Linked DNA regions of Mus musculus: region 2 is linked to region 1. A link is a loop called in an ENCODE intact Hi-C map of the cell type or tissue named here. Cell type or tissue: heart. All regions are shown on one strand. Links, peaks and the distances in the headings refer to the core of each region. The heading gives the core; the rest is flanking DNA. Region 1 has its middle 23 kb from the start of Gm23626. Region 2 holds the start of Misp3 (MISP family member 3).

What was found. A loop is a pair of places that touch in the nucleus more often than their neighbours do. Peaks named below come from ENCODE experiments on the same cell type or tissue, not always from the same donor. Only the 100,000 strongest peaks of a DNase experiment are listed, where the experiment ranks them.
Region 2: it touches region 1 in a loop (12-fold over the local background); 9 of 42 quality-filtered maps call a loop at or near these places.

The regions. Positions count from the first base shown.
Region 1 is chr8:84,349,913-84,365,252 of GRCm38, reverse strand. It overlaps a transcript of Cacna1a not described here. Among named protein-coding and RNA genes, the nearest start is that of Gm23626, 23 kb to the left of the region's middle. In heart, for the core only: a CTCF peak has its summit at 7,290 (motif pointing right); a DNase peak (open chromatin) is centred at 7,292; H3K27me3 peaks cover 3,946 bases.
Region 2 is chr8:84,001,936-84,017,275 of GRCm38, reverse strand. It overlaps Misp3 (MISP family member 3), which reads left to right and starts at 5,556. Exons shown (of 3, transcript NM_001291292.1): 1 at 5,556-6,135; 2 at 6,504-6,565; 3 at 6,784-7,048. The coding sequence starts at 5,592. The coding sequence ends at 6,798. Mir8111 (microRNA 8111) reads right to left here and starts at 11,648; the gene lies at 11,512-11,648. Mir1199 (microRNA 1199) reads left to right here and starts at 5,643; the gene lies at 5,643-5,761. 1700067K01Rik (RIKEN cDNA 1700067K01 gene) reads right to left here. Exons shown (of 6, transcript NM_183097.3): 2 at 14,274-14,415; 3 at 14,060-14,160; 4 at 13,795-13,980; 5 at 13,217-13,351; 6 at 12,507-12,825. The coding sequence ends at 12,651. In heart, for the core only: CTCF peaks have their summits at 4,901 and 8,670; DNase peaks (open chromatin) are centred at 4,585, 5,073, 5,795, 7,205 and 2 weaker places; H3K4me3 peaks cover 2,564 bases; H3K27ac peaks cover 2,031 bases; H3K27me3 peaks cover 3,281 bases.

The DNA.
Region 1 (15,340 bases), core at 3,719-11,718:
AGAATTGTTCAACCTTCCTTCCCTTAAAAAAAAAAAGAAAGAAAGAATAGAAAGAAAGCGTTCTGATTCCTAAGCAGGTCCTGTCTAAAAGCCAGGTTTCATCTCTTTTCTTTTCCTTATGGAGACGAGGCCCTGAGACCATTTGTCCCTTCTGCCTGGTACAGAGAATGTACGCCAAGTGTCTTTGAGCCCACACTGTAGAGAAGCTGCCGCCTGAGGCTGCAGAGAAGAATCAGTGCGGAAAGCCTTCTGAGCATGAGGACCTGAGCTTCATCCCCAGGACCCATGGAAAAAGCCAGACATCTTGCAGCCTTGTATCCCTAGCATGGGGAGGGGGAGGGGGAGGGGAGACCGGAGGATCCCAGGGTTGCTGGGGCTGCAGAGCAGACAGCTAGCCTAATGATGAGCCCCAGGACCCAATGAGAGACTTGTGTTAAAAACCAGAGTGGAAGCCAGGCATAAATGGCACATGTCTTTAATCTCAACACTCAGGAGGCAGAGGCAGGTAGATTTCTGTGAGTTCAGGTCGGCCGGGTGTACATAGTGAACAGCACAGCCAGGGTTACAGAGAGAGACCTTTCTTTAAAAACTAAAACAAAACAAAACAAAACAAAACAAAACAAAACAAAACAAAACCAGAGTGGAGGTCTCCTGAGAAATTATGCTTGTGATTGACCTCTGACCTCCACATGCATGCTCACGTGTGTATACACGCCTGCACGCACAAACATGTATAGACCCACGAACAAAAGGAAATGTTTGCCACCCAGAGCTGGATGCTATCGCTGTCTCAACTTTACAGACAAGGAAACCAGACCATAGAGAGGACGAGGTTTTCCGCTCTCAGGGTCAGCCGCGTAGACCCTGATAGACCTGGGATTCAAACTCTGTCCACATGCCAGGCGAGAGTCCAGCCACTAAGACAGCCACAATCCCTTGCAATTGATCTTGGAAGTTTTTCCTTTATTATTATTGTGTATGTGAGTGCTCTCACACCTGAGCCACAGCATGCAGAGAGGGTTCAGACGGTAATGTGGAACCGTGTCGCTCCTGGCACATTTACACAGGTTCCAGGAATTGAATTCAGGTCTCCAAACTTGTGCATAAAGCCCAGCTAGCCTGCCTGCAACTGATCTTTACCAGATTCATTTCGCATTTAAAAAGAACTGGTTTGTGTGAGGACTGGTATGGTGAGAAATGACGTCTTGAGGGCTCTGCGACCAGTGTCTCAGAACACTGCTCCCTAAAGCTGGGAAGCGAAAGGCCAGGAGACACAACCTGGGATCTGCGTTTTCGGCTTCTGAGGCCTGGTACCTGCTCAGCTCGTGGACCACAGCGCCTCCTGGTGGTCTGCCACAGAACCTTCAAGCGGGAACCCGGCGGTTCTAAACCACTGGTCCGCAAACGCAGTTCCTAAAAGGTTCTAAAGGATGCATTTTTCAACACGGGGAGCCAGACAAACACACACAGTTCCGCTGTTTGAGGTAAAATTATCGCCAAATGTTCCCGGGAGTAAGGAAATGGTGTCTCATAAAAACACTAAGGGGGATGATGCTGAGGAGACAGCTCACACAGTAAAGCGCTTGTTACACAAGCTTAGGACCTGAGAACCAATGTAAAATTCCAGCAGTGGCAGGCAGTGTGTGCTGGGGCTAAACCAACAAGGCTCATAGTTAAGAGCGCTCCCTGCGGGCTGGAGAGAAGGCTCTGGCGGTTGAGAACACTAACTGCTCTTCCGGAGGTCCTGAGTTCAATTCCCAGCAACCACGTGGTGGCTCACAACCATCTGTAATGGGATCTGATGCCTCTTCTGGAGTGTCTGAAGACAGCCACAGTGTTCTCATATAAATAAAATAAATAAATCTTTAATTTAATTTAATAAATCTTTAATTTAAGTCTCTCAGACTTAAATTTTAAAAAGCCCCCCTCTGGGAAGTGAGGCAGAGCTCACCGCAAGGTCTGCTGGTGACCTCCTTGGGCACCTGGGGAAGGTCACCAAGGTTGTCCTCTGGCTCAGCACACACCTGCATGCAAACATACACATATCTGCAGTCATATGCATCTCCACACACTGACCGTGAATGTCCAGGTAAGTACTCATAAAACTCCTAAAGTCTGGACTGCTGAGATGAGCCCCGAAGGCTACATGCTGAAGCCCGTGCTGGTGTTCGGGAGTGATGGATGGGACCAGTGAGGGGTGGGGTCTAGTGAAGAAACTGAAGTCACAGGGGATTGACCCCCAACAGGGATTTAGAACCCCGATCCCTCTCTCCTCCCAGAATACCTCTCAGTGAGTTCTGCCTCACCATATGCAACACACCATGACGTGCCTCATCACAAATACAGCCCAGAAACTGAAGCTGGTGAGCATGGACTGCAGCCTTGGAAGCTGTGAGTCTGCAGCACAGGTTAGTAATAACATCACCTGAAAACAGCTAAAAGAAAGGATTTCAGCTATTCGCTCCCTGCGGTATGTCTAAAGTGATAGTTATCATAGCTCACCGGCTTCTCCCTCATTTCTCAGTGAGCTCAGGTGGATTCAGGCTCCCATGCACATGTGGATCTGGTGGCCATCACAGGCTTCACTAGACAGAGAGTGAGTCAGCAACAGTGGAGCTTTCTGGAGGGTCTGGGGATGGAGCCTCAGGCTGCAAGGATGCTAGGCCAGCACCCCACCACTCCTATCCCCAGCCCATCCATGCAAGTTTAAGAAAAAAGTGGGGGCGGGGGAGAGAGAGATCTGGAAAGATGGCTCAGTGATTAGGACCACTGGTTGTTCTTCCAGAGGACCTGGGGCTAAAGTCACAGATGGTTATGAGCTGCCATTGTGGTTGCTGGGAACTTCTGGGGTTTGAATAAGCATGGCACACAGACATGCATATAAAATAAATACTTTTAAACGTTAAAAGAATTAATTCCTATATCCTTGAAGAGCTTACAGATATGGTTTCAAGATTCTATTTCTTCTATAGTTTCCTGTAAGAGTAAGAAATTATTGAGCTGGTGGAGTGTGGTGGGCTGTGTATATAATGCCAGCATTCCAGGGGCTGAGGTAAGAGGATCTAAGACCTGCCTGGGCTACACAGTGAGGCTGTCAAAGGGTGGTGGGAAAACTAGACAGAATCAGGCGTTGGGGGCACATCTGCAGTCCCAGCACTGGGTACCAAGCAGGAGGGTCACTCAGTGCCAGACCAGCCTGGGCTGTAGACTGACACCCTGTCTCAAAAGGAGGGAAGGAGAGACTCCACTCATCCTAAGAGACACCAAACAGTACTGATCTAATTTGCTTGTCAACAAAGGGTAGCCAGAACTGATGATGGAGGATCTCAGTCATTGCCCAGGTGGCTAACCTTGCTCCTTAGCTCCAAGGTGAAACTCCAGGTGGGGAGTTTCAGCCACAGGACCACAGAAGCAGCTCAGATAACCCAGGCACACACTGTAGGACCCACTGGGGGTCTCTTTCTCCTCTCTCCTCACTCCTCTCCTTCCTCTCCCCTCTCTTTCTCTTCCCTCTTTCTTTCTCTCTTCCTCACTCCCTTCCTTCTTTCCTTCCTTTATTTTACAAAGGATTTGAGTGTGTGAGTGAGTGTGTGTGTGTGTGTGTGTGTGTGTGTGTGTGTGTGTGTGTGTGTGTGTGTGTGTGCTCACTGATACCCTTGGAGACCAGATCCCTTGGAGCTGGAGTCACAGGCATTTGTGAGCCACCTGAGGGGAGTGCTGCGATCTGAACCCCAGTCCTTATGATTGGGAAGAGTTCATGACCACTGAGCAAACCCTTAGCCTGCCTCAACAACCCCTTTATCTCTTTATGTTTTTAGAGAGAGGTTTGGTTTTGTTCAGTTGGAGGAGGGGTTGTTTTTTGAGACAAAATTTCATAGCCCAAGCTGACCTTCAGTTTTCTATGTAGCCAAGAACTCCTACCTCTGCATCTCCAATGCTGGACTTACAGATCTGCATCACCCACCACACCTGGGTTTCTGTGGTGCTGGGGTAGAACACAGGACCTAGTACAAGCTGGGCCAGTGCTTCACCAAGACACAGCACCGGTCTTTGGGGGGTTTTGTTTGGTTTTTCTTTAAAACAGGATTTTGCTCTGCAGACCAGGCTGGCCTGAAATTTTCTATGTAGTTGAAGATGATCTTGAATCTCTGATCCTCCTGCCTCCACTTCCCAGCTGCTGGGATGGCAGGAGTGGGCTTACCATGCCGGGGGAAGAGCAAGGGAAACGGAGAGCAGAGAGGGCTTTAAACAACAGAAAAGTTTAGTGAAACCTGAAATTCCAGCAATTCTGACTTAGAATATAATCTCCAAAGAACTGAAGGGGGTGTCCGAGGGGACACTTGTATACCCATGCTTAGTGTGGCTTCATACACAGAAGGGAGCCAGCATGAGTCCCATTGCTAGGTGGGCAGGTAAGAGGTGCAACAGTCTAGAGATACAAAGGAATATTACTCAGCCTTAAAAGAGAAAGATGGACTGGGAGGATGGTTCAGTGGTCAATTCTCGGACATGAGGACCAGGCATAGTGGTGCACACCTGAAATCCCAGCACTGGGAGGTCATGGGCTCCCTGAGGCTCCCTGCCTGACCAGCCTTGGCAAATTCCTGATCAGACAAGAACACCTGAGGTTCACCTTCACACACACACACACACACACACACACACACACACACACACACGAGGCAGACAAATCCACACACAAAGGAAGGGAACTTTAGCCCAGCCTGGTAGCACACACCTGCAATCCCAGCACTTGGGAGGCAGAAGAAAGGGGAAAGGAGAGGAGGGGAAGAGGGGAGGGGAGAGCCAGTAAGGACGTCCTGATATGGTTACTCCACAGCACAGACGATCTAGTCAGAGCGATGGCTACTCAGAGACTCCATTCCTAGGAGCTCCTAGATCAATAGCCTCAAGGGCCAGTGGCCAGTGCTGTATAAGGGACCCACTTCCAGATCTGGGTCTGGATTTTGATGTTTCTGAAGCCACTGCTTGTTCAGCTGTGTGCTCTGTGTACTTCTCCATCATAAAAACAGAGCTGATGATCAAACATAGCACAGAGCATCACCCACATCCCCACCCCCCAAAGAGATCAGGTCGTGTGCGTTAGAGATGGACTGAAGTTTATAAAGGCAGTTAAGGGCTGAGATTTGCTTTTAAATTCTCAGAAAATAAGGGGGGGGGCATGGTCTTGTGGCCTGAGCCTGAAGATCCTAGTGAGTGTTGAATGTGATCATAGACTTGTGGGGTTCCAGCAACTTATACTGCACTGAACATGTCCAGAATAAGACAAAGAAGAACCCAGAGGGAAGGCAAAGTCCACAGCAGGAGGTTAGCTGCAGTTGAACTTGGAGCCAATGTCTCGTTCCAGTTACCACAAGTGCTCTGAGGACATTTGAGAATGAAAGCTTGCTCTAAGCTTCCTGCTCATAAGGGCCTTGCTGCAGGGGAAGCCACAGCAGAGTCTGTGGCAGCCACTCACACTGCACCTCCAGGGAAGAGCAGAGAGGGATGACTGAGGCCTGTGTGCTGGCCCTCTGTCTGCTTTCTCCTTTTTACAGTTTGGGGACCCATGAAGGTCAAGAAAGGAAGCCATCTGCAGGGGGAGGACCCTACATTTCAGTCCACAAAGCCAAGACAATCCCCGGGAGGCCCTTCTCCCTGGTGACTCTAGATTCTGTCAAGTTGACAGTCAGTGCTAACCCTGGCACTCAGGCCTGGAATCCAGAGACTGCAGGATCACAAGGTAACACCTGCCCGTGCATCAGGATCCACTTCCAGCAATAACTCAGCATGCAGGAAGCAGACACAGGCAGCGCTCTGTGAGGCTGAGGCCAGCCTGGCCTACCTAGCAGGTTCCAGGACAGCCAGGCCTACATAGAGTGCCCCTGTCTCCAAAAAAGAGAAAAGAAAGAGAGAGAGAGAGAGAGAGAGAGAGAGAGAGAGAGAGAGAGAGAGAGAGAGAGGGGGGGGGGAGGGAGGGAGAGAGAGGAAAAAAACAAAAGAGAAAAAGAATTTTTTTTAAAAGAATAGAAAGAAAATTTGCTGCCTCAAAAGCAACAAACAAAATTTCTTCAAAATACTATATATTTTATGGATATCCCCATTTCCATTTTAATTCACATGATATGTTTAGCAGAATATATCTATAAATAAACAAAGTAAATACCCAGGGATGTGCTGAAAAATTGTCTTCTTGGCAGGAGTAGAAAACAGTGGAAGAATACCTGACTAGAATACTCTAGAATACCTGACCTCCACATCCACACCACCCCACACCGCTCTCCAAGTGCTTGCTCACAAAATAAATACAATCTATTAAAATGTGTTTTACAAAAACCACTTTCTTGGGCTAGTGAGATGGCTCAGTGGATATGAGCACGGATTGTTTTTCTGAAGGTCCTGAGTTCAAATCCCAGCAACCACATGGTAGCTCACAACCATCCACAATGAGATCTGACGCCCTCTTCTGGTGTGTCTGAAGTCAGCTACAGTTTACTTATTTATAATAATAAATCTTTGGTCTGGAACGAGCAGGGACTGAGCGAGCAGGGCTGACTGGAGTGAGCAGAGGTCCTAAAAAATTAAATTCCCAACAATCACATGAAGGCTCACAACCATCTGTACAGCTACAGTGTACTCACATACATAAAATAAATAAATAAGTCTTAAAAAGAAAAAACAAAAACAAAACAAAACACTTTCTTGGCCCTAAAAGTTTCTTTCCTGAGTCAGGTGGTGGTGGCACACACCTTAAATCCCAGCACTCTGGAGACAGAAGCAGGAGGATCTCTGTGAGTTTGAGGCCAGCCTGGTCTACAAAGAAAGTTCTAGGACAGCCAGGACTACACGGAGAAACCCTGTCTCCAAAAGGCGGGGGGGGGGGGGGGGGGGGGAGCGGCGGGGAATCTTCTTGCTGAAAGTCTGTGCGAATACTCATTGCAACCTTTTAAAGGTCTCATTGCTTCTGAGAAAAAAAAGCAAGAAGAGCATGAATGCGGAGAGACCGAAGAGGAAGGGTGGGGAGAAGCCCTGGAGAGGCACAATCTAGGTGCTTTGGTTACTAGTGAAGGACGGATTGGATGGGTTGGACAGTGAGTGTGTGGGTGGAGGAGGGAGAGGCAAAGTAGGCGAACGTGGGAAGACATATGGTTGGGGTAACTGATGCATGGGTAGACATACTGAGTGAACAGGTGGACACATGCATGGGAGGAAAGCCGGATACATGGCAACACCTAAGGGTGAGGAACGCGGGTCAGTTTGCCGCCGCCCATAGATGCTCAGACATACCACCAGGTGTCGCCATAACCTTAGGAACTACCTCAGAGGGCACGTCAAGTAGGCCTGCTTCACATCCAGCCATAACCTTAGGAACTACCTCAGAGGGCACTTCAAGTAGGCCTGCTTCACATCCAGCCTACCAGACGTGCTCAGGCCCACCTTGCATTCGTTCCCGCCCATCAGCACCCACAGGCTTCCCCTTCTCCAGGAACAGTGGCAGCTGCAGATAAGCAGGGTGACCACACACACGCAGCCTCCCTGGGATGGCAGGGTATGAAGACTGAGGGACTTAAACTGGTTCCTGTCTTGCTAGCATCAGCGGCTCCTGCTGTTACTCATGGGTACATCACAGCCATCAGTGTCAGCCCAGGAAACCACCCCAGCTTTACACCTTTGAAATAAAATGTTATTAAGCCCTAGCAATCCGCTTAGAGATGCAGTGGCAAAGGGATTGTTTGTAGTTGAACCTTTCTCCAAACCACTTCCCATTAGCTATCAGCGTAGCTCGTTCCCTCACAGCTGGGCCAGAGTACCTCTGAAGGCAGAATTTCCCAGCCTTTCCCAACATGCCCCACCTCCCCGCACCCTACCCAAGTCCCCAGAGAAAGCACTTGTCCCCTCTGCCAGTCCTTTCTGGCTCCACTGCGCACAAGGGATCCGGGTCTTTTACAAAGCCGGTTCAGAGTATTCCAGGCAACCTTAAGGCAGAGGGTTGATGGACTGTCAAGGGACAACTGGAGTCACCCACACCATATCAGCGCATTCTATCCCCTGAAGCTTGCCAGTTCAGGCTTGGCTGGCCCACAAGCCCCGCACAGCTCCCTTACAGCCTGCCCCGTGAATACTCACTCCCACTCTTTCCTTCTGGCCTGAGGGGTGCTGTGCATTTTGTGCGCCTGGTGGGCCAAGATGACATCCCGGTGGTCCACCACGCCACCACGCCGTTTCAGAGTTGGCCCCTCGAGGCTTCCGCTCATCTGCTGTGACCACGGGACATGCAGAGTCCTGGATGAGCCTGCCAGGGTGCAGTCCGTGCCTGGGTACCTTGGGCTGTGCAGGAGCTCATGACTGAGGGGAGAAAGCATGGGGTCAGAGCCCCAAGAGGCCCTCGGCATCCATGGGCCTCGCTCAGATATCCCAGGAGAGGAAACTGGAGGGAGAGAGGAGACAAGGAGAGCAGAGTGAGAGAAACTGAGGGGAGGCCAGGGCTGTGCGCGAGCAGGTGTGAACAGCAGAGGCCACCCCACCCTGCGCCCGGAAGTTCAGCGCCCCAGGCCCGGCTGCCAGGATTGAGTATTCCCTTGGCAACTGGGGGGCAGGAAAGACACTTCTAGCAGTTGCCGGGCAACACAGGCCATGGGTTGAAAGGGCGCAAGGGTGTGGCTGATGCTAAGCAATAGAACTACCTAGCTCCAGATCGAACTGGGGTGGGGTGGGGAGGGGTGGGGGAGGGGTGCTTTCTCACATCTAGATGCTCCCTTCTGCAAAGTGGACCCTCTAAAGCCCTTGCTTTCTGTGCTCTGGACCTGCGTCCAGTGGACTTCAGATCCCTGATGGCAAGTTCAAACTCAGTTGCACTGGACCAAGAGGCTGGTCCTGATCTGCTTCCTGTGTAGTTAGAAAGCACACCGAGAGCCTGTCTGTTAGTTTCTTTGTCTCGATGTTTTATTTATTATATTCATGTGTTTGCAGTGTGCATGGGGCACTGGTATGTGCATATATGTATGCGGAAGCCAGAGATCAACATTAGGTGCTATTCCTCAGGGGCTACCACCTTAGTTTTTTAGACAGAGTCTCTCACTGGCCTGGAATAGAGTAGACTATGCTAGCTGACCAGTGAGCCTAGTCTAGTCTGCCTGTCTCTGCCTCCCCAGCATCATGATTCTAGCTTGTACCACCATGCCTGGCCTCTGTCCCCACCCCCACCCCCACCCCCGACATGACACACACACCCTAGGGATTGAACTCAGGTCCCAATATACTAAGCTATCCCCCTAGCCCTTTATTTTCTTCTTGTTGTTATTTAAATTGTGTGTGTGTGTCTGTGTCTGTGTGTGTGTGATGGGTGTATGGGTGTGCCGTGGGCCATCTGTACTGATCAGAGGACAATGCTGTAGGCATCAGTTCTCTCCCTCCATCCTTGGGCTCCAGAGACTGAGCTCAAGCTATCAGGCTTGGTAGCAGTGGCCTTTACCCACAGAGCCATCCTATACCTTTCCGATTTTGCTGTTTTTTTATGTGCACGAGTGTTTTTCCATGCAGTCTGTGCATTGTCTGTGTACACACCCTGGGAGGTAAGAAGATGGTGCTGGATCCCCTGAAATGGGATCCTGCCCATTGTTAACCACTATGTGGGTGTGGTGTGAACTCCAGTCCTCTGCAGGAGCAGCCAGAGCCTTTAGCCACGGAGTCATTTCTCCAGTCCCTATTTTACTAATTTTTGAGGCTGTCTCACCTTGCTGCCAAGGCTAGGCTGAAACTCACAATCTTCTACCTGAGCCTGGACAGTGCGAGGCTTATACATACGCACCACCATGCCAGCTCTTTAATCTGTTACTTTGTCCTTGGTTTAATTCTATTTACTTGCAGTATGGAGGCAGAGTCGGAGCACACCACGCAAGGACTCGACTCCCAGCTCTTTTTCACTTTCTGTTTCGCCAAGTTTGTCATGAAACTTATTCTTGTAGCCCAGGCTGGCCCCAAACTTGTGATTCTCCTGCCTTAGCCTCTTGAAAAGCTGGTATGGCAGACAGGCCTGTACTGTCAGCCTGGCTTTTTTTATTTGTCACCACAGACTTACAGAGACTGGAGACATAATCCTACAGACGCCAAAGTCTCTCTAGGTGACCTTGGACACCTAGAGTGTGAATGTGGCTGGCACACTCTATTGTTTAGGAAGAAAATCACATGTGGGTGTTCAGTACAGACTCAACCATGGGCACTGAAAGCTTTCCCCTGCCCATGGGGGCTCTGTGTGCCCTGGCCTGTGTTGAAGCTGCTGGTCGGTCCTTCTCCACAGTGAGTGCAGAACACCAGCAGGCCAGGGGAAGCTGTTGTTTAAGATGCGATCTTACCATGTAGCCCAGCTTGCAGTGATCTCCCGAGCCTGGATTACTGATGTGTGCTGCCTCATCTGGCTTTATGTGGGGCTCGCAGAAAGGGTTTATTATAGCATTATAGGGTTTTATCATGCCTTGTGCATGCTGGGCAAGTATTACATCAAACTGAACTACATCCCCAGCTCATAAATTACCTATTTAACAGATTCTTTCTCCAAATATAGCCATTTGAAGGTACTTGGAATTACACTTGAATATACTAATTTCATGTGGCATTCAGTTTAGCCTTTAATGAAGAGTTGATGTGACATGTTGGGTGATCCAGCAACATATTAAATAGAGCCCAGAGAAGGCCACTGTGGAGGGGACCGCCAAGCGGGGGCCTGAAGGTGATGCAGAAATCATGCAGTATTTGAAGGAAGGGCTTTCCAGCCACCTGAAACAGTATAAGCAGAGGCCTTGAGGCAGAACTGTGTGGGGTTTGCTCAAAGACCAAGCAAAGGCCCAGGAAAACAACTGAGCAAAGAGAGGAGCAGAGAACATGAGTGGAGCCTACAAGGTGTCACAGACCACAGGGAAGACTTCTCTTAGTTCTCAGGACATGTGATACTTGCTGCTTGGAATCCACCCTTTCTCATGGCATTTTTTTTTCAAGCCCAGAGTTCTCAGAATCAACTGGAAATTTGGCACAAGTGAAGAATGCAATTAGGAAGTTTCTCACACAAACACAAGCGACTCCAGCATCCATGAATTTTCTGTACATATAATCTCAGAGAAGCAAGTAGCCCGATCGCAAGGTCCCCACTGCAGGAAGCCAGGCCTCCCTACTCCCTGTTGTGCTCTTTCTCAAGTTCCATTGTAATTGTGTGACAAGTGCAGGAACCCTCCAATCTCTTTTCAAATCCTGGAACTTGTAGGGTTTAATAGATCCTGACCTGCAACCTCCCTCTGTACTGTGAGCATCTCTGAAGGCTTTTGTGATTGAGCCAAATACTTTCCTACTTGTGGGGCAGTCGGCTGTGCACAGACAGCCTGGTCTCCAGTCGAGCATAGGTCTTGAACCCCGGGGGATCCAATGGGTGGTGATTTCCACCTACATGGGACAGAAGGTGTTCAATCATGTCTCCCGGACCCCTGGCTCCTGTCGAAGTTACTGCCCCCACATCCCCCACAGGAGAGGTGTGTGACTATCAGTCACACAGACAATGTCCCAAGATCCTGACATTCTGGCTAGACTCCACCCCCACAGTTACCTGACTGTAGCCAGGTATGCTCCTCCCCATAGTTACCTGGCAACAACAAAATAGCCCAGCCCACTATAAGAGGGGCTGCTTGGCCCCTCCTCACTCTCTTTAAGCTCTCACCTTTCCTCCTCTCTAGCCCTTCTTCTCTCTATTCCCCCCCCCCCAATGTGGCCATGCCTGGCCTCTCTCTCTTTCTACCTTCTCTCTTTCTCCCTGCCTTTCTACAATAAAGCTCCAAAACCATAGACTGTTTCTGTTCATCAAGGCCCGCTGTGCTTGAATGATGGGATAGCTTTCCTCTAATGAGCCAAGTCTAACCTCCCGCTGGAAGGCCTTCCTATGCTCCAGCCACGGACCTGACCAAAGACTCTTGCTCTCGTGGGAACCACCCAGCGCCCCCTTTCCCCCTTTCCTCTCCTCCCTTTGGCCTGGGGGCTGACTGAGCAGCCCTCTGGGACTCCTATTCTGTTCTCAGCTCTTCCACAGTCCAAAGGTGTCTGGGATGCCCAAGGCTGAAAACCTGGAACCTAGGACTGTGCCCCCACCCCCCACCATCCGCCAAGCTGGGGTTTAGTGGCTTCACACAGCCACTCATCTGGGGCCTCGTGCAAAGCAAGCAGCAGCCCTTCCGCATCTACCCGCCTAGAGCACTGGAACTCTGGTGGGACTCAAGTCGCCCCCCCACTCCCTTTATTTTCCTGGTGCCCACTGCCCCGCACCTACTGTCCTTGAAAAAAAAGAGTACCATTCTTTTAAGAAACACCAGCTATTTTGCAGACGTGTAACTGGGCGGAAGGCATAGATCTCAGGCTCACTGATCCCTCGCTGTGATGTTCCAGTCACTGACAGAATGGTCTGTCCCTGCTAACTAACCTTACTGACCCTTACAGATGAGACTCTCACAGGTGCAGTGTGCTGTGGAGTATTTATCTCTTCCTGCGTTAAACAGAAAAGAGGAGGAGAGAGGGATCATGGCTCAGTAGCAGAAGGCCTGCCTCATTTCCCCCAGTGAGAGGCTAGGGACATGACACAAAGGTAGAGCCCTTGCCTAGCACATGCAAGGTTCTGTCTCCAGCAAAAAGGGGAGGGAAAGGAGTGGATGATAGATAAACTGAACGTTCCTTAACATTCCTAGGAACAAGTACTCCTTAGAAAAGTGCATTGCATCTTGCAAGCCCTCACTGGGCATCTGGACCCTTCTTCAGTAGAAAGGAGACATGGTATACCCCGAAGGACACACAACCTATTATCACCCAGGACACCATCACCCAGGACATCATCACCCAGGACACCACCACCCAGGACACCACCACCCAGGACACCACCACCCAGGACATCACCACCCAGGACACCACCACCCAGGACATCACTACCCAGGACATCACCACCCAGGACACCACCACCCAGGACACCACCACCCAGTACACCATCACCCAGTACATCACCACCCAGGACACCATCACCCAGGACACCATCACCCAGGACATCACCACCAGCTATAGAGGGACCTGCAGGCTTTCATTTTAAGCTACAGAATTACCAAGGGACCATGATACAAATGCTGTCCCTCAGTGTCCCCAGGAGCTTGCTTCCCGAACCCATGCTGGTCCTGCGGCACAGGTGTTCAAGTCCTCTCTACAAAACCCAATCTTGTCCTCCTGCCGTCTGTCAGCAGCAGCTACATACAACTTGCATTCTGACATCGATGGTGTGCCAATAGCTGCTAGTGTGTACTGTTCAGGGCAGAGTGATGGAGACAAAGTGTGTACATATCCACTACAGATGCCATGTAAATATAAAAGCGACGTCAGGAGAGCCCACACAGGTTAAGAGTCCTGTTCTTCCCAGCACCCATGGCGAGTGTGGTTGCTGGAACTCCAGTTCCAGGCCCTCTTCTACACTCAGCAGACACCTGCATTCACACATGCACATGCCTGCCAGCTCGCTCACACACACACACACACACACACACACACACACACACACACACACAAATACATAATTTAAAGTTATAAAACACATCTATAAATAATAAACAAATTTGAGACAGGGGCCTCAAACAGCCCAAGCTATCCTTGAACGCACTATGTATTCAAAATGACCATGATTTCCTGATCCTCCTGCCTCCAGTCTCCCAAGCACCCGACTTATGTTGTGCTGTGTGGTAGAACCCAGTATCCTGCCACATTGAACCAAATCCCAGCCTTTTAAAACCGTTTCGGTCCATGATTGGCTGGCTCCAAAGACAGGGAAGCTGTCAGCAGAGAGGGTGGGCAGGGTGCAGAGTCTTGAGCCTTCAGGGTGATCTGGATCCGGAGATGGCAGTGACCTTGGGCTATGAAAGGTAGACCCTGGAGTTTGGAATTTGTGCAAGCAGGAGTAAGGCACCTTCAATGTCTGGGAAAAGCTATTCCAGAAAGGTCAACCGGGTACCCCACCCCCCCATGAGCTGGGCAACAGCTGTCCTGTGTGTACACACAGGAGACAAACAACCGTTGGCCACCAGCAGATACTCCCCAGCTGGAGCTGGCCCAGGCACCTGCAGGCCTGGTGAGCAGGTGTGCAAATCTTACCAACTGTGTTTGCCCAACAGACAAAAGGACAAAGCACATGGGTGTGCCTCACCTAGGGACAGCTGGATGGGAGAGGAGACAATAAGGAGAGAAAATAAGCTGGAGGCCATACAGCGTGGATGTGACAGCCTCACAGGACAGACCATGTGTGCTAGGCATAGGTCAGGTTCATCACCTGCCCATATGACAGACATGAGGCTCACGCCTGAGATAGGGCTAATGCCCATTGCCAAGTCTGGACCTCCTGTGTCCTACAGCAATCCGACGGCTCCTGAAGATATGCCTACAGCCTGACACTATCAGAGATTCGGGAAGAGGAGAGTTGGACCATAGGGAGAGCTGGGGCCACTATTGTGGCCTCTTCTTTCCCACGTGCACAGGGACGAATGTCCTTCACCACAGGGTCAGGGAGGGGACCAGACCCTGACTGACTGAGAGAGCTAATGGTTCATCAGGGCAGACTCCACATGCTTGTTTGGGAATGTGTGATGCTCCTGAAAGGTGGTGGGAAAGCAGAAGCATCTACTCCATTCTTCCACGAGGAGGTAAGAAGGGCTGTGGGAGCAAGAGAGCCGCCTTGGCATTCAGGGTGCTCGCTGCAACGAACGCTCTGCACTGCCTTAGTCCAGCCTTTGCTCCAGCCCCATTCCTCTCCTGCTCCCCGCCCCCAGCTCTCACCGGCATCCCCTCTCTCCTCTGTTTTCCACTCTCTCTTTTCTTCCTACTTTCTCTCTCCTCTTTCTCCCTCCCCTCTCTCCCTCCGTGGGGAGCAGAGGAGTCCTTGAGGGAATGAAGTCCTGAGTGGATGCGTGCTGTGGATATGGGCACACCCATGATCAGGACTGAAATGCCCCAGACCCATGGGAAGATGGCAAAGCTTACCCAGGGTGAAGCTCAGAAGGATGGCGAAGGCTTCCTTGGGTCTGAGTGTGAATATTGACAGCTGTACAGAAAATGCCCATAGTAGCTTTTCTCCCCCTAGATGCTGACAGCCTTCAGACTGCTTCTACTGAGATTAGCTAAACCTGTCTCCTTCATATAATAACCCTGCCTCCTTGTGCGTATGAATGTAATAACCCTAGCTTCCCATGCAGTTGTATGCCGTAAACACTTTGCTCCTGTTGCGCTGTGTATAATAAACTCCCTAAGCTTCCAGGATGCTGCAGCTTCTCCATCAGAGACCAGT
Region 2 (15,340 bases), core at 3,634-11,633, 350 kb after region 1:
CTCTGGGTCTCTGGGAGGGGCTGGGGAAGGATAAAAGAAGAGAACCCCATCTACTCAGTCACTGGGAAGCCTGCATCCAGGATGCAGGCCTAACTCCTCACTCACTGCTCTAAGTATTAGAAATTCATTGGCTCCCCAACATGAATTTTGGTAGGATCCCACTTTGGTTTGTCTTGGGACAAAGAAGGAAGGGTGTAGGTTATGTTTATATCTCCCCCAAGGTAAGTAATTTTAGTAACAGTGAGTGTGACCATTTGAATAAGAATGCACCCCCCATGGGCTTATATATTTGAATATTGGTCCCCAGTTGGCAGAACTGCTTGGGAAGGATTAGACGGTGTGGCATTGTTGGAGGAGGTATGTCACTGTGGCTGGGATGTGTGAGGTTTTAAAAGTCCATAGTATTCCCGGTTAGTTCTCTCCCTCCCTCCCTCCCTCCCTCCCTCCCTCCCTCCCTCCCTCCCTCCCTCCCTCCCTCCCTCCCTCCCTCCCTCCCTCCTTCCCTCCCTCTTTCTCTTTTTTTTTTTTTTTTTTTTTTTTGATTTTTCGAGACAGGGTTTCTCTGTGTAGCTCTGGCTGTCCTGGAACTCACTCTGTAGATCAGGCTGGCCTCGAACTCAGAAATCCACCTGCCTCTGCCTCCCAAGTGCTGGGATTAAAGGCGTGCGCCACCACGCCCGGCCCCTCCCTCTTTCTCACTGTCTGCCTGCCACCATGATCCTTGCCATAATGGTCATGGACTTTAACCCTCTGAAACTGAGCTGTCACCATTGCTGTGTTAGGCTTTTCAGTAATGCAGCTGTCTTCGCGTCATTTCTGCTCCTGTAACTAACTCTTCATCCATATTCTTCTAAGTAACCCAAATAAAACGTATTGTTTTCACCACAATGGACTTTAGTGGTCTCCTTACTTTGGCCTGTCATTGGTTCCATACTTGGGGTGAGTAAATGTTTGTTCATGTCTCCTCAAGAACAGTGTCACACCACAAAACCAAACAACAGCTGGGGATGGTAGCATAGACCTTTACTCCCGGCACTCTGAAGGCTTCTGCTGACCTCTGTGAGTTCAAGGCCAGCCTGGTATGCGTGTTGAGCACCAGGCCTATAAGGGCTACACAGTGAGGCCTGTCTCAAAACAAAAATAACATCTGGTGAGATGGCTTAGTGGTAAGAGTGCTCACTGCTCTCACAAAGAACCAGCGATCGATTCTCTGCACCCTTGTCAGGCAACACACAACCACCTGTAACTCTAGCTCCAGGGGATCTGCTGCCCTCTTCTGGCCTCCAACAGGCACCTACACATAAATGAAAATAAAACACATTTAAAAAAAAGAAACTCCTCTTAAGAAGATCCTGGTTTAAGCTGGGCAGTGGTGGCACATGCCTTTAATCCAGCACTCGGGAGGCAGAGGCAGGCGGATTTCTGAGTTTGAGGCCAGCCTGGTCTACAAAGTGAGTTCCAGGACAGCCAGGGCTACACAGAGAAACCCTGTCTCGAAAAAAAAATTCCTGGTTTGGTGCCAGTACCCATTCAAGGTGGCTCATGACGGTAACTTGGGCTCCAGAAGACCCAAAGGCATCAGCAGTCATCCAAATAAATCCGTGTGCACACGCATATTCATAAAAATCTCCAAAACTAAAACTAAAGTATAGAAAGAGTAACCACAGAGCTAAATGAAGGAACCCCCACCTTTCACATAATACAGTGTCCTAGATTAGCAGTACGCAGTTGTTGTCCCATCCCTAGAGATTGCTTGGTGTGTGGTTGAAGGTGGCCAGTGGGTTTGAGGGAGAATCACAGGAGAAATGCCCTGTTTGCCATCTCTTCCATGATGACCTTGGTAGAAGCCATCAGTGAATGAACCAGAGTGTGAGAAGGGAACAGTGCCCAAGTCAGATGAAGCCAGATGGGAAAGGGCAGGGAGGACCAAGTCTGCCCGAGGGAGGGAGGGAGGGAGGGAGGGAGGGAGGGAGGGAGAGAGGGAGAGTCATAGGTACTGATGGAGCAGGGTCATTTGCTTGGGCATCAAGGGCCTGGACTGAGAGACCACAGCCATGAGGTGAAGTGATAAAGTACACCATGCCTCATAGACACAAAGTATTTGTTAAAGCAGCTTCCCAGGCTGGCCTCAAACTTACTGCATAGTCAAAGATAAGTTTCTGGCTCTCCTGCTTCTACCCCAAGTGTTGGGATCACAGGCATGGATGCACCACCATAGCAGTGCTGGGACAGACCCCTGGGCTTTGCGCATGCTAGAGAAGCCCTCTGCTGAGTCACGTCCTCAGTGCGTGTGCGTGTGCGTGTGTGTGTGTGCTCGCACGTGTGTGTGTTTGCCGCTCCCAAACACCCCTTCCTCAGAACCCCTCTCCAAGGGGGTTCCTCTCCAAGGCTGGTCCTTAGCATGTATGTGTATGTGTGTGTGTGTGTATGTATGTGTATAAGTGTGTATGTATGTGTATGAGTGTGTATGTATGTGTATGAGTGTGTATGAGTGTGTGTATGTATGTGTATGAGTGTGTATGTATGTGTATGTGTGTGTATGTGTGTATGTGTGTATGTATGTGTACATGTGTATGTATGTGTATGAGTGTGTATGTATATGAGTGTGTGTGTGTATGTGTATGTGTGTGTATGTATGTGTATGTGTGTATGTATGTGTATGTGTATGAGTGTGTATGTGTATGTGTGTGTATGTATGTGTACGTGTGTATGTGTGCATGTATGTGTACATGTGTATGTATGTGTATGTGTGTGTATGTATGTGTATGAGTATGTATGTATGTGTATGTGTATATATGTGTATAAGTGTGTTTGTATTTGTGTATGTATGTGTGTGTATTATGTGTATGTGTGTATGTATGTATGTGTGTATGAGTGTATATGTATGTGTATGAGTGTGTATGTATGTGTATGAGTGTGTATGTATGTGTATATATGTGTATAAGTGTTTATGTATGTGTATGTATGTGTACGTGTGCATGTATGTGTATAAGTGTGTATGTATGTATGTGTGTAAAAGTGTGTATGTATATGTATGAGTGTGTATGTATGTGTATGAGTGTTTATGTATGTGTATGTGTGTGTGTCCCTGACTAGGTAAAGACAAAGGTCAATGTCAAGAGTCTTCCTTTATCACTTTCCACCTCAGGTCTTTTGTTTATTTTTTGGTTTTATGGGGTTTCTCTGTGTAGCCCTGGCTGTCCTGGAATCCACTCTGTAGATCAGGCTGGCCTCAAACTCAGAGATCGGGCTGGAGAGATGGCTCAGCCGTTAAGAGCACTGATTGCTTTTCTGAAGGTCCTGAGTTCAAATCCCGACAACCACATGGTGGCTCACAACCATCCATAATGAGATCTGACGCCCTCTTCTGGTCTGTCTGAAGACAGTTACAGTGTACTTACATATAATAAATAAATAAATAAATCTTAAAAAAAAAAAAAACCCAAAACTCAGAGATCCACTGGCTTCTGCCTCCCAAGTGCTGAGATTAAAGGTATATGTCACCACTGCCCGGCTTCCACCTTAGTTTTTGAGACTTGGCTGAGCCTGGAGCTCATCTATGAGGCCAGACCAGGTGCCAGGGGGTTCCATGGATCCTCCTGTCCTCCTGTCTGTCCCCAGTCCTGTACATGGGCACTTTAAAACCAAGCCATCATCCCAGGCCTTAAACTTACTCTTGTTTAAAGATTTATTTGTTTTTATTTTATGTGTATCAGCCATGTGCCTGCACATGTATCTGTGCACCATGTTGGGACAGTGCCTGGGTTTGGGAGGAGGTCAGGTCCCATAAGGTTAGAGTTACAGATAGTGTGAACCATCCTGGTCATCTGGAAGAGCAGCCCGTGCTCTTAACTGATGAGCCATCTTTCCAACCCAAGAGGAGGCACCGTTTGAGGCTGGTTGTAAGAGAGGACAGACTGAAAAGGGTGACCAAGTAGTTGGGATTGTGTAGCCCTCTATTTCCATTTACTTTTTTGGTGAAGCAAGATCTGGAAATGCAGGTGTCCTGGAACTCATTACGGAGAATAGGGGCTGGCCTGAGACACCTCTACCTCTGCCTCCTGAGTGCTGGGATTAAAGGAGTGTGCCACCACTCTCTTAATCCCATTTAATCTTTCCATTTTCTTTAGGCAATTCTTTCTTCTAGGTTACTATAGAACACAGGGTGGGCCGGTTTTTGTGAAAGCCGGGTTCCACAAGGGCGAGTGGAAATGTCTCTACGAGTGGTTAGCCCTCACTCTGGGTCATCGACCCTGTCCCGAAACACAGATCGGGCACCAGACAAAGGTCGCTACTGCCTCCCGCTAACCCGGTGGCTCCTCTGCCCCATCTTGGGCCTCCTGGGCAAACTGGTCCAAGCTGACCGCCTTCCAGCCACAATTGCTCGGCTGAGGCCCGGAAGTCCTGTAATGTCTGTGCCCTCAAACACCGCTCATTCTAGCTGGACACTTGGCTGCCAATGCCTTGCGGGCTTTTCTGGAAGGTGGGGGTGGGGAATCTGCCCCAGGGTTTTGAGTGGCGGCAGCGCCGCTGCAAACCAGACAGAGCTGAGCAGCCCCGGGTAGCAGCAGCACCCAGTGCGGCGGCCCCGGGCGACCCTCGGGCTGGACTCGAGCTGTGTTGCCTCAGCGATCAGTGTGCAGAGAAGGCCCGGAGATCACGGGATAGGGGGCGGGGGGAAGGAGAGTGGTGTCGCTGGCCGCAGGCTGGCACTTGCTGACCTAGACTAGTGAGGTCAGCGAAAGACGACCGGGGAAACACTCTGTAAGGAGGCCGTGGTTCAGCGATCAGCGCGGCGCTCCGCTAGAGGTCAGGTCTCCGGAAAGTGATGAAAAAAAAAAAAAAAAAAAAAAAAGACCCCAGAATGCCAGCGTGGTACCAGAGGGAAAGGGCGACACATACCCCCTGGGTAGTGAGTTCAGGGAAGCCCTTTCCGAAGAAGCCACCCCTTCAGTCAACCCGTGTGTTCAGGTGGCGGGAATCCGGAGAGCAGTGGAGGCGCCCTGGCCCATAGGGCGGGTCCAGGGCCACTCGAATCCAGCTGGCAGGTGACGGGGGCGGTGCCCAGTCCTGCCCCCAGGGGATGTTCCTGGAGGCCAGAGGCGGGTCAAAGAAGAGTGCTGGCGACGCCTATGAACCTCGGGCGGCGGCTGTAACTACAGGTACTGCACAGGGCACCGTGTCCTACCTATTTGGGCATCTCAATTCGGCTCTGAGAACTAAAATTTTCAAAGGGCGCCTAACTCCAAACATCCATGTCCTCGGGTGTCCGAGAGTGGAGTCCTGGGGTCGCCTGAAGGCTACGTGTTCCGGGAGCCGCAGAGCCAGGGCACCGAGGGCTGCTGGGGGAGGCAGTGAGGTCCTGGAAACCTCTGGAGAGGAGCACTTGCAGACTCTGGAGCCAGAGAGCCAGGTCCCGCAGGTGCCAGTTGAGCACCGGACCGAGCGCCCGGGCGGTCCACAGCTGGGCCGCCTGGCACTAGTATAACGGAGGTACTGGGGCAGTTGTGCCCCTGTCTCGGCTCAGAGGCCTCCAGGTGTGTTTTCTACCGAAGCCCGCGGCATCCAAACCGGCGCCGGCGGAATTGCAGATGGAGACGCCCATCCAGCGCGAAATCCGCCGCAGCTGCGAGCGGGAGGAAAGCCTGCGCCGGAGCCGGGGTCTGAGTCCCGGTCGCGCGGGCGAGGAACTCATTGAGTTGCGCGTGCGGCCGGTGCTCAGTCGGCCCGGCTCCGGTACTCCGCTGCCGCGCGCCCTGGAGCGCGCTCGGGCGGGCGCGAAGATGCAACGGGACATCGAACGCGAGGCTCACAGGCAGGCGGCGCTGGCGAGCCCCGCGGTTCCGGAGCCTAGCGCCCGGCGGCGGCCGCAGCCGCTGGACGAACTCAAGCGCTTCTTTGAGGCTGCGGCGGAGGACGGCGCTGGCTTGCAGAGGCAGCCAGAGACCGGAGGCCGGCTGCACCCCGCCGTTCAGGACGGCTGTCCGGTACTGGGGCAGTTGCCACCGCTCGTTGCCCCGTCACTGCTGGAGCAGGAGGTGCGACGAGTGCGCGAGCGCGAGCGGGAGCTGCAGTTGCAGCGGCGCAGCATCTACGGCGACGCCGAGGTCCAGGAGCCAGCGCCGAGCCTCACCCGTAAGCGGTCCCCCTGGGCCCTAGAGCTCCAGCTGTCTCCACCTCCAGTGATCATTCATCTGTAGGCTTGCAGACCCTTAACTATTCTCCTGGGGGTTCACCTTCTTTTCTTCACTCCCACTCCTGGAGTGAGGATCCCCACATCCATCAGACCTTGGAACCTTGACTTCTGGCGTTCTCGGGTCCTCTGTAGTACTCGGGTGCCTCTCTACATTGAGTTTGCCTCATTCCTGTTCCTGGGTCCTCAGAACTGGGTGGAGGCCTTCATGGGGAAGAGGGGTGCACACCTGTATGTATATAAGGGGTGCGGCCATCCTCCAGCTGGCAAGAGGAGGGGCAGTCGCGGCTGAGTGTTCCTTCCCCCACAGCGAGCAGGGGAGATGGAAAATTGTCGGTGATCTGGCCTCCGCGGAGACGGGCCTCTGAGAAGGTGGGAGACTCCCTTTCCGATGCTTGTCGGTCTCCCAGCCCTCCCTGCAGCACCTGGGCACTGGGGTGGAGGGAGAAGGTGCCTCTTGGTCCCCTGGAGCGCCACTCTAACCCAAACTCAAAAGTCCTAGACGCGATCCAGAGAGTGAAGAGGAGGTGGAGGCCTAGAGGCCAAACTTCTCCCTGAGGGTGTTCTTTCTCTTCCCCTTTTCCTTCTAGGAGCGCAGACCCTGAGGTCTATGAAGGTTGGGACCTGCGGACAGAAGTAACATACCCTTTGGAGAACCAGGGTAGGGTTACTCTCCAGATCAGCAGAAGGCCTAGAGAGGGAAGGGCTAGCTTTCTTTAATGGCAACTTGAAATCCAGCCCATCTTTGATACTGACTATGGAATTAACCACCTTTCTCCATAAAATTCTCTAGTCTTCCTTGGAAACCCTGCAAAACCTATGAGTGAAACATAAAATAAACTCCTCCTCCCTTTACCTGGGCTTCAGTGCAAGCTATTTTCTACTGGGTCCTCCTTAGTCTGGGTGGGCGGAGGCTGGCAGGTGAAGAACGTTTGGAAAAGCCACCCAAGGATCCCGCCGGAATGTTGGAATTCAAAACGCGCTCTGGTCTCCTTGTTCTGGACTGACTGCGGACCCGGGCTTGGAGGCCAGGGCCCTACTGCCCCCTGGTGGTGAGAACGCAAAATGTTGCTCACCGGCCCACAGACTCCACTCTGGTATCCAGATGTCAGTTTTTATAGGCACCAAAACCATTCTGTGTTCAGGGAGCTGCTAGACCGAGGTGCTATGAAGTTGTATTTCCTGCTCTAGGGATATAAACAATAGTGTAAACATACTAGGGGTGGCTGGAGGGATGGTTTAGGGTAAGGAGTGCTTGCTATTCTTGCAAATGACCCGAGTTCAGTTCCGGGCATCTACATGGGAGGCTCACAACTGCTTATGTCCAGGAGAGCCATTGTCCACTTCTCTCCTCCAGGAAAATCTCAACATACATGGCACCCATTCGCACAAAATGCACACATATTCACATAAATTGAAATAAGGATAATTTTAAAAAAAGAAATACCAATGGTGGTGTTGAAGGATCAAGGACCTGGCAAGTGTTCTGGTGACCATCTTTGCTTGTTTCTTTTAAAACCGTGGCTTAAAAAAAAAAAAAAAAAGATAGAAAAAAGGCCGGGCGTGGTGGCGCACGCCTTTAATCCCAGCACTCGGGAGGCAGAGGCAGGTGGATTTCTGAGTTCGAGGCCAGCCTGGTCTACAAAGTGAGTTCCAGAACAGCCAGGGCTATAAAGAGAAACCCTGTCTCGAAAAACCAAAAAAAAAAAAAAAAAAAGATAAAACCGTGGCTTCGTATATCCCATATTGGCCTGAAATTCCCTTTGTGGTCGAGGGTGACCTAGAAAGTTTTAAAAGATTTATTTTTTGTATTCATGCTGTATGTATAAGTGTTTTGTTGGCTTGTATGTGTGTGTGTGCCTGTGTGTATGTGTGTGTGCCTGTGTGTATATGTGTGTGCCTATGTGTATGTGTGGGCCTGCAGAGGTGAGAAGAGAGTCAGATCCCTTGGAACTAGAGTTCCATGTGAGTGCTGAGAACTGAACCATGATCCTCCTAAAGTACTCTTAGCTGCCAAGCAACCTCTCTTTATTTTTAATTATAGGTGTGTGTTTGTTGGGGTATGTACATGAGAGTGCAGATATACAGATGCCCTCAGAGTCCAGAGAGACTGTTAGATCCCCCTAGAGCTGGAGCTACAGACAGCTGTGAACTACCAGAGATGGTGTTGGGAACTGGACCCAGGTCCTCTGCAATGGCTCTTAACCACTGAGCCATCTCTCCAGCCCCTGGAGCTGTTACTGAAACAGACAGTTCAGGACTGAAGAACTGACTCGGAAGTTAAGAGTGTCTGCCATGCTATGAAGATAGCACACGCTTTAATCCCAGCACTAAGGAGGCAGAGAAACAGGTGGATTTGAGTTCAAGGCCAGCCTGGTCTACTGAGCCGGTTCCAGTACAGCCAGGAAACTGAGAAACTCTTGGAAAACAGATGCTGCCCACCCAGATCCAGCTTTAGTTCCCAGCACATAACGCTGGGTGGCGCATACCTCCCATAGCGCCAGCTCCTAGAGGTCAGATAGCTGCTGGACGTCTCTGGCACCCTGGAATACACAGGCGAATACCTGAATACCCAGACTGTCCTGGAACCAGCCTGACCTTGAACTCACAGAGATCCTCTTGCCTCTATCTCCTGAGTGCTGGGATTTCTTTGTTTTGTTTTGAAGACAGGGTTTCTTTGTGTAGCCCTGACTGTTCTGGAATTTGCTCTACGTGTAGACCAGGCTGACTTCAAGGCCCACCTGCCTCTGCCTCCCGAGTACTGAGACTAAAGGCATGTACCACCATGGCCTAGCCACATACATAATTTTTTTTAAAGATTTATTTATTTATTATATGTAAGTACACTGTAGCTGTCCTCAGATACTCCAGAAGAGGGCATCAGATTTCATTACAGATGGTTGTGAGCCACCATGTGGTTGCTGGGATTTGAACTCAGGACCTTCGGAAGAGCAGTCAGTGCTCTTAACCACTGAGCCATCTCACCAGCCCCCACATAATTTTTAAAAATAAAAAATCCTTTAATTAAACAAACAAAAATGTGAGCACTTCCCTGGCAAGTGCAAGGCTCTGCGTTTGAGCCAAAACCAAACTACCAACCTTTACTATTTAGCAAGCTCTTTCCCCTTCTAACATCTTTTGAGACAGAGACTCACTGGGTTGCCATGGCTAGCTGTGTGGATCAGGATGGCTTTGAACCTGAAACTTCCTGCTTTTGCTTCCTGTGTGTTGGAACTGCAGGCCAGGTTTAGAAAAAAAAAAAAAAAAACTTTAAAAATGATTCAAGTGGGACTAGGCATGGCCACATATTTACCTGTCAACTCAGCACTTAGGAGGTGGAGACAGGCAGATTTCTTAAGTTCAAGGCCAGACTGTTCTACATAGTAAGATCTGTGGTGTGGTGTGTGTGTGTGGGGGGGGTGGGGGGTGGAGGGGGGTGGCAGTGGCCAGTCACGGACACACTGCAAGCAATGCTTCATTCCTGCTAAAAACACTAAACTGTCTGGAAAACTGTGTTTCTCACAGAATGCCAGGACACTTCTACAGCTTCTTAGAAGTGACAAGAATCAGAAAAAGTGGGACTCCCAAAACATTTTAGATTTATTGTCTAGGGATAGGAATGTAGCTCATTGGTAATGTATTTGCCTGGCGAAAAGGAAAGCCAGGCCGGGGTTTAATCCCTAGCTACACCTAAACAGTGGAGGATACATCTAACTGTAGAGGCAGGGGCAGTAGGATAAGAAATTCAAGGTCAGCCTCAGCTACATAGAGAGCTTGAGGCCAGCCTAGCTATATGACACCCTGTCTCAAAAATAAATAAATAGGGCTGGAGAGATGGCTTAGCAGTTAAGAGCACTGACTGCTCTGCCAGAGATCCTGAGTTCAAGTCCCAGCAACCACATGGTGGCTCACAACCATCTGTAATGGGATCTGATGCTCTCTTCTGGTGTGGCTGAAGACAGCTGCAGTGTACTCATATTAAAGAAAATAGATAAATCTTATAAATAAATAAATAAATAAATAAATAAATAAATAAATAAATAAAGGGTCTGAGGAGATGTCTCAGTGGGTGAAGTGCTTGTCTCGCCAGTCCAACAGCCAGAATTCAGATTCCTAAGAACCATTGGAAAAGCTGTGGTTTATGCATGGCCCTGAAGATTCTCTGATTGGAAACGGGAGGCAGGAGAATCACTGCAAGTTGGTCTGCAGACACAGCACAAGGCACCACTTTATAAAAATGTGGACGACCAGAGCTGACACTCAGAGTTCTCTCCCAACCTTCCCATATATGCCACGGCATGTACACAGCAACATACACACTGACATACAAACAATTAGATGCTAGCATGGTTGGCCTTAGTTAGTACCAAGTGTCTAATGAAATACCAACAGATAACAGAAAGGAAAGAGTCCATGTGGTGTTTCACTCAGGAGAAGCTGCCCACTTTATTTTTAAATTAAAAAAAAACATAATGTTTTGCCTGCATGTCTGTCTGTGTACCGTGTGCGGGTCTGGTGCCTAGGGAGGGTATCGGATGCTATAGAAGTGGAATAATAGATAGTTGTCAACCACAGTGTGGGTGCTGGGAACTAAACCCTGATCTTTTGGGAGAGCAACACTGTTCTTAACTGCTGAGCCATCTGTCCAGTCCTCCTTTCTTCTTTGATTAGAATTAATTTGATCCAAGCTATGGATAAAACATTAATCACTCAACAATGGTTAGAGCAATGCTTAGCAGAAGTCTCTCTAAAGAGCAAGGGTTTGGTTTGTAACCCTGAGTTAGCTCAGTTTTCAGATATTTTTAGTATGTACCAGGCGGTATCAACTGAATTACAGAAGCAGAAGGCATGGTGGCACACTCTGGAGGCTCAGGCTGGAGGTTAAGGCCAGTCTAGGCTAGGTATCCAGGCAGTGGTGTCACACACCTTTAATCCCAGCACTCGGGTGGAAGAGGTGGATCTTTGAATTTGACACCAGCCTGGTCTATGTAGAAAGTTCCAGAATAACAAGAGAGAAACTCCATCTTAAAAAAACAAATACAGGAAAGATAAAAAATGTTGGGAGAGATTGCTAATGAGAGCACTGGTTGCTCTCTGAGAGGACCCTAGTTCAGTTTCCTGCACCCAAATGGATGCTGACAAAATATCTATAATTCTAGACCCAGGGTATCTCTGATGCCCTCTTTGGCCTCCTGAGCAAGCAGAGAAATAAAATAATAAGTAAATATATATATTTAAAAGAGATATGACCTCTATACATAGCCACCCCCAGTTGTCCTGGAACTTACTATGTAGATGAACTGGGCTCCACTCACAGAGGCCCACCTGCCTCAGTTTCTCTGAGTGCTATGATCAAAGGTGTACACTACCATGCCCGGTGTATAAAAATTAGTATCTCGCCGGGCGTGGTGGTGCACGCCTTTAATCCCAGCACTCATGAGGCAGAGGTAGGTGGATTTCTGAGTTCGAGGCCAGCCTGGTCTACAAAGTGAGTTCCAGGACAGCCAGGGCTATACAGAGAAACCCTGTCTCGAAAAAGCAAAACAAAACAAAACAAAACAAAAAAACCAAACAAACAAAAAATTATTATCTCTGAGTCTCTATTTTTAAGTCTCACATTCTGACTCTGAGTGTAAAAATTTTAGGATCCAAATATCGACCTCTCACTGTAGAGATTGTGGAATCTCAGAGTGACACAGGAAAGGAGGAAGGACCCCATTCCTGTCCAGGGCCAGTTTTGCTCAGAAGGCCCATGTTCCAGTCTAGGCTTGGTGTCTCAGGAAGCAGGAGGGCTCATTTCTCTCAGCTAGAGTATCCTTCACCAGCCCAAGATTGATGTGGGGCTGAGAGAGCCCCCTAGGACTCTCCAGACACTCTTCAAGAGACAAGACAATCACCAGCTTGACTCGGACACCCCAAAAGCTGGAAGGGAAAGTCTGATTCCACTCTGCAAACTGATACCCTGCAGTTTCCTAGGGTACATCGGGAAATGTAGTTGTGTTTAAAAAAAAAAGGGTGGGGGAGGGATAGGAATCACTTCCGGGTTAAAAAATTTTAAAAAACCAAAAACCAAAAGACGGGCGTGGGTCTAAGTCTTCCTCTAGTGGGCCTAGAATTTTCCTGCTACCAGAAACTTGTTTTCTGGGTTCCGGTTGCTGACGAGAGCCGCTACTTCCCTCTTCGACTCATGTGCATTTGCGCATGTGCACCACACTCTGCGAGGTCTGCGGACCACACTTCCCACAAGGCCTCGCGGTGGGCGGGGCCCACCCACCCCCAGGGGAGGGATGCGGTGCTCACAAGACACAGAACCTCTGACCTTGCTATTTTATTAACAGAAAAGTCTACCCGCACTTGGTATTCGGTGGCCCATGCCGGGCCGTACTCTATGCAGCCGCACCTCTTCCTGCCTGGAGTTTGGGGTTGTCAGGCTCGAGCTGGCGCCTTCTCCTGGGACTCAGGATGCCGGGGCTGCCCAAGCCGCGGGCCCGGCAGCGCTGGGGGGCCGGGCGGGGCCTGCCTGGCCCAGGAGGATCTGCACCAGCAGGTCGGTGGCCAGCACATGCGACGGCTCCTCGAAGCCGATGGTTAGTAGCTGCTGGTAGTCCCCGGGTGGCTGTGGGCACAAAATCCTGGGGGCATAGAAACAACTCTGGACCTGAGCCCCTCTGCCCCTCAGCTGGGAGGGTCTTTGTTTCAACTAGGGGTGGGGGATACCCTAAGGGAAAGAATTTCCTCTGTTGACAAACTCTGGAGTTGAAGCACTGGACTTGAGGCTACTAAACACTTTTCTGGCTGTTGTCTCCCTGAGAGAATGACTTATCTGCTCTGAAAACATGCTTTCTTTGTGAAAATCCACATCTCTTTGGATTGTTGTTTAGTCTGCATAAAGCACCCTTCAGAGCACAGTAAAATGTGTTCCCTATTAACAGTGGAAACTTTGTCACTTGAGTTCCAACCTTTGGTGAGGGTGTCTTGCCCTCCCTCGAACTTAAGCCCGCATCACCATGACTGGGATCCTACCACGAGTCAAGATCATCCTCTGCTGGTCCTAGGGGCATCCATCGGCCAATGGACCAGAGTTTCTGGATCTGGGGGCAGGAATTGGCTGGTCCCTGGCCTGCATCCTCCCATGTATCTCGATAACACAAGAAGTAGCTGAGAGGAAGAGATCAGAAGGAAAAGCAGTACTTTAGTTTTTTTCTGCTGAAGGCTTTACTTCTGGGGGTGAGGTTCAAGTTCAAATCAGAAGTTGCCTCAAGTTCTCAGGTAGGAATGTGACTCAGTACTCAGGACTTTCCTCCCTAGTGGCCTAATCTGAAGAGGAGGACTTTTTTTTTTTTTGAGACAGGGTTTCTCTGTATAGCCCTGGCTAAGAAGAGGACTTTTATTTTAACGGGAAGGTGGAGTTAAGAAAACCAAGGTTCAAAGTGTTGCTCAGTGCTGATCAATCATACACAAGGCCCTGGGTTTTACCCTAGCACTGCAGAAGGCGTTCAGTTTTGTCTTGCTTTTCACTCTTTGGTGGTGGTGTATAGGCAGGCTCAGGTTGGCAATCGGTATAGGAAGGAGAGGACTTTGATTTTGACAAGGGGACTCACTAATCCACATGGGAGTCTGCTCCTTGGCTGCTGGCCTCTGTGGTGGTTTCCAGGTTCCAGCGCATCTTCTTATAGAGGTATCTTGGGAAGTGACTGGCAGTATAGGCAGCTGGTGTGCAGTATCGGAAGATGGACACGTCGTGGGAGGGGCTGATGGAGAACCTCCCGCAGAAAAAGCAGGAGATGCTAGCGGGAGATAGGAGGATGGACAGCAAGCTGGGCCCTGGACCCCATCCCCCCACAGCCCCGTTTCCTGCCCACTTACCTCAAAGGGTTGGTTTCCTCCAGGTCCACGAACCCAAAGGAGGCATACATGAGAACTAACTGTTCCAAGCGCAGTGTTAGCTGCTGGGAGATCTCCAGCAACTGCATGGAAGGTGGGACTTCATGACCTCAGGCAGTCAGCCAGAAGCAACCCTCTTACCCCTAGGCAGAGTCTAAAGGTGAAAGGGGCCTGGAAAGAGAGCTACTATACACACCCCCTTCCGGACCAACTCCTGCAGGGCTCCATAGATGGGAGGGACACTCCTTGCTGCAGCCTCAAGGTATAAGAAGTATGGTTCACACATTGTTAAGAAGGTGGGCATGGCCTTGGCTAGCTGTTCCTTCTGTACTCGGTCCCTGCTGAAGGGAGAAAGGGGCCTTCATGTGGCATCTCTCCCCTTTCATCTCTAGGTGCCCCTCCTCCACCTGTATCCCGGGCTGAACCCTGATGAAATTTTCTCAGTGCTGTGAGCATGTGCATAGCATGCGCCAGAGTCCTGGGTTCCAATACCCCCAAATTAAACATTTTTTAAAAAGGGGGGCTGGGAGCTGAAGTAGGTGTGAGAGGCTGGAGCTCAGCATAGGAAAAGCTTCCCCAAGAGAAAGACCCCCCCCCCAAATGCCAAGTCTTTCTCCGTTGTCTTTCAGAACCACCTGCATCTGTCCTTTGAAACATTTGTTAAAGTGTGGGCACCTGGGCAGGGAGCACAACTCTGTGGCAGACAGAATGCTTGCCTGAGTTCCACCCCCAGTGTGTTTGGGGGTATATACAACCAAGTTCTCTCAAAACTGTAGAGCGAAGCTCGCTCAGAAAGCCTCCCGAAGACATCCCAGCCCTTTCCACTTGTCAGGACACTGCATTTTTCCTTGGGAGTGGAGGGTGGCCTCTCATACCAGAAGTTCTCTGACTAGAGTTGATGCAGATGGAACCTGGTTACCTGAATTAAACAGGGTTTTAAAAAGCTAAGAGAGCGTTTCAAATTTGGTAGGGAAGATGAGGAAGGAGGCTCACCAACCAGAACGGAATGAGACCTTCTCTCAAGAAGAAAAATATGGGCCCAATCAACCAACCAACCAACCAAAATCAAAGTTCTAGAGAAAAAAAGAAAAAATATTTTGCTACCCTAAAGGCCTATACATTGCCTGCTTCTGCCTCTCAATTCTTCACAGCCCTTGGTGCACTAGTAAAATGTATTCCTAATTAGCTAGACTCGTATACTGTATCTCTGGGCCCTGAGTTCAGTTTTTGGCCTTTGTGGGCTGCACAGCCTGTCCTCCTGTT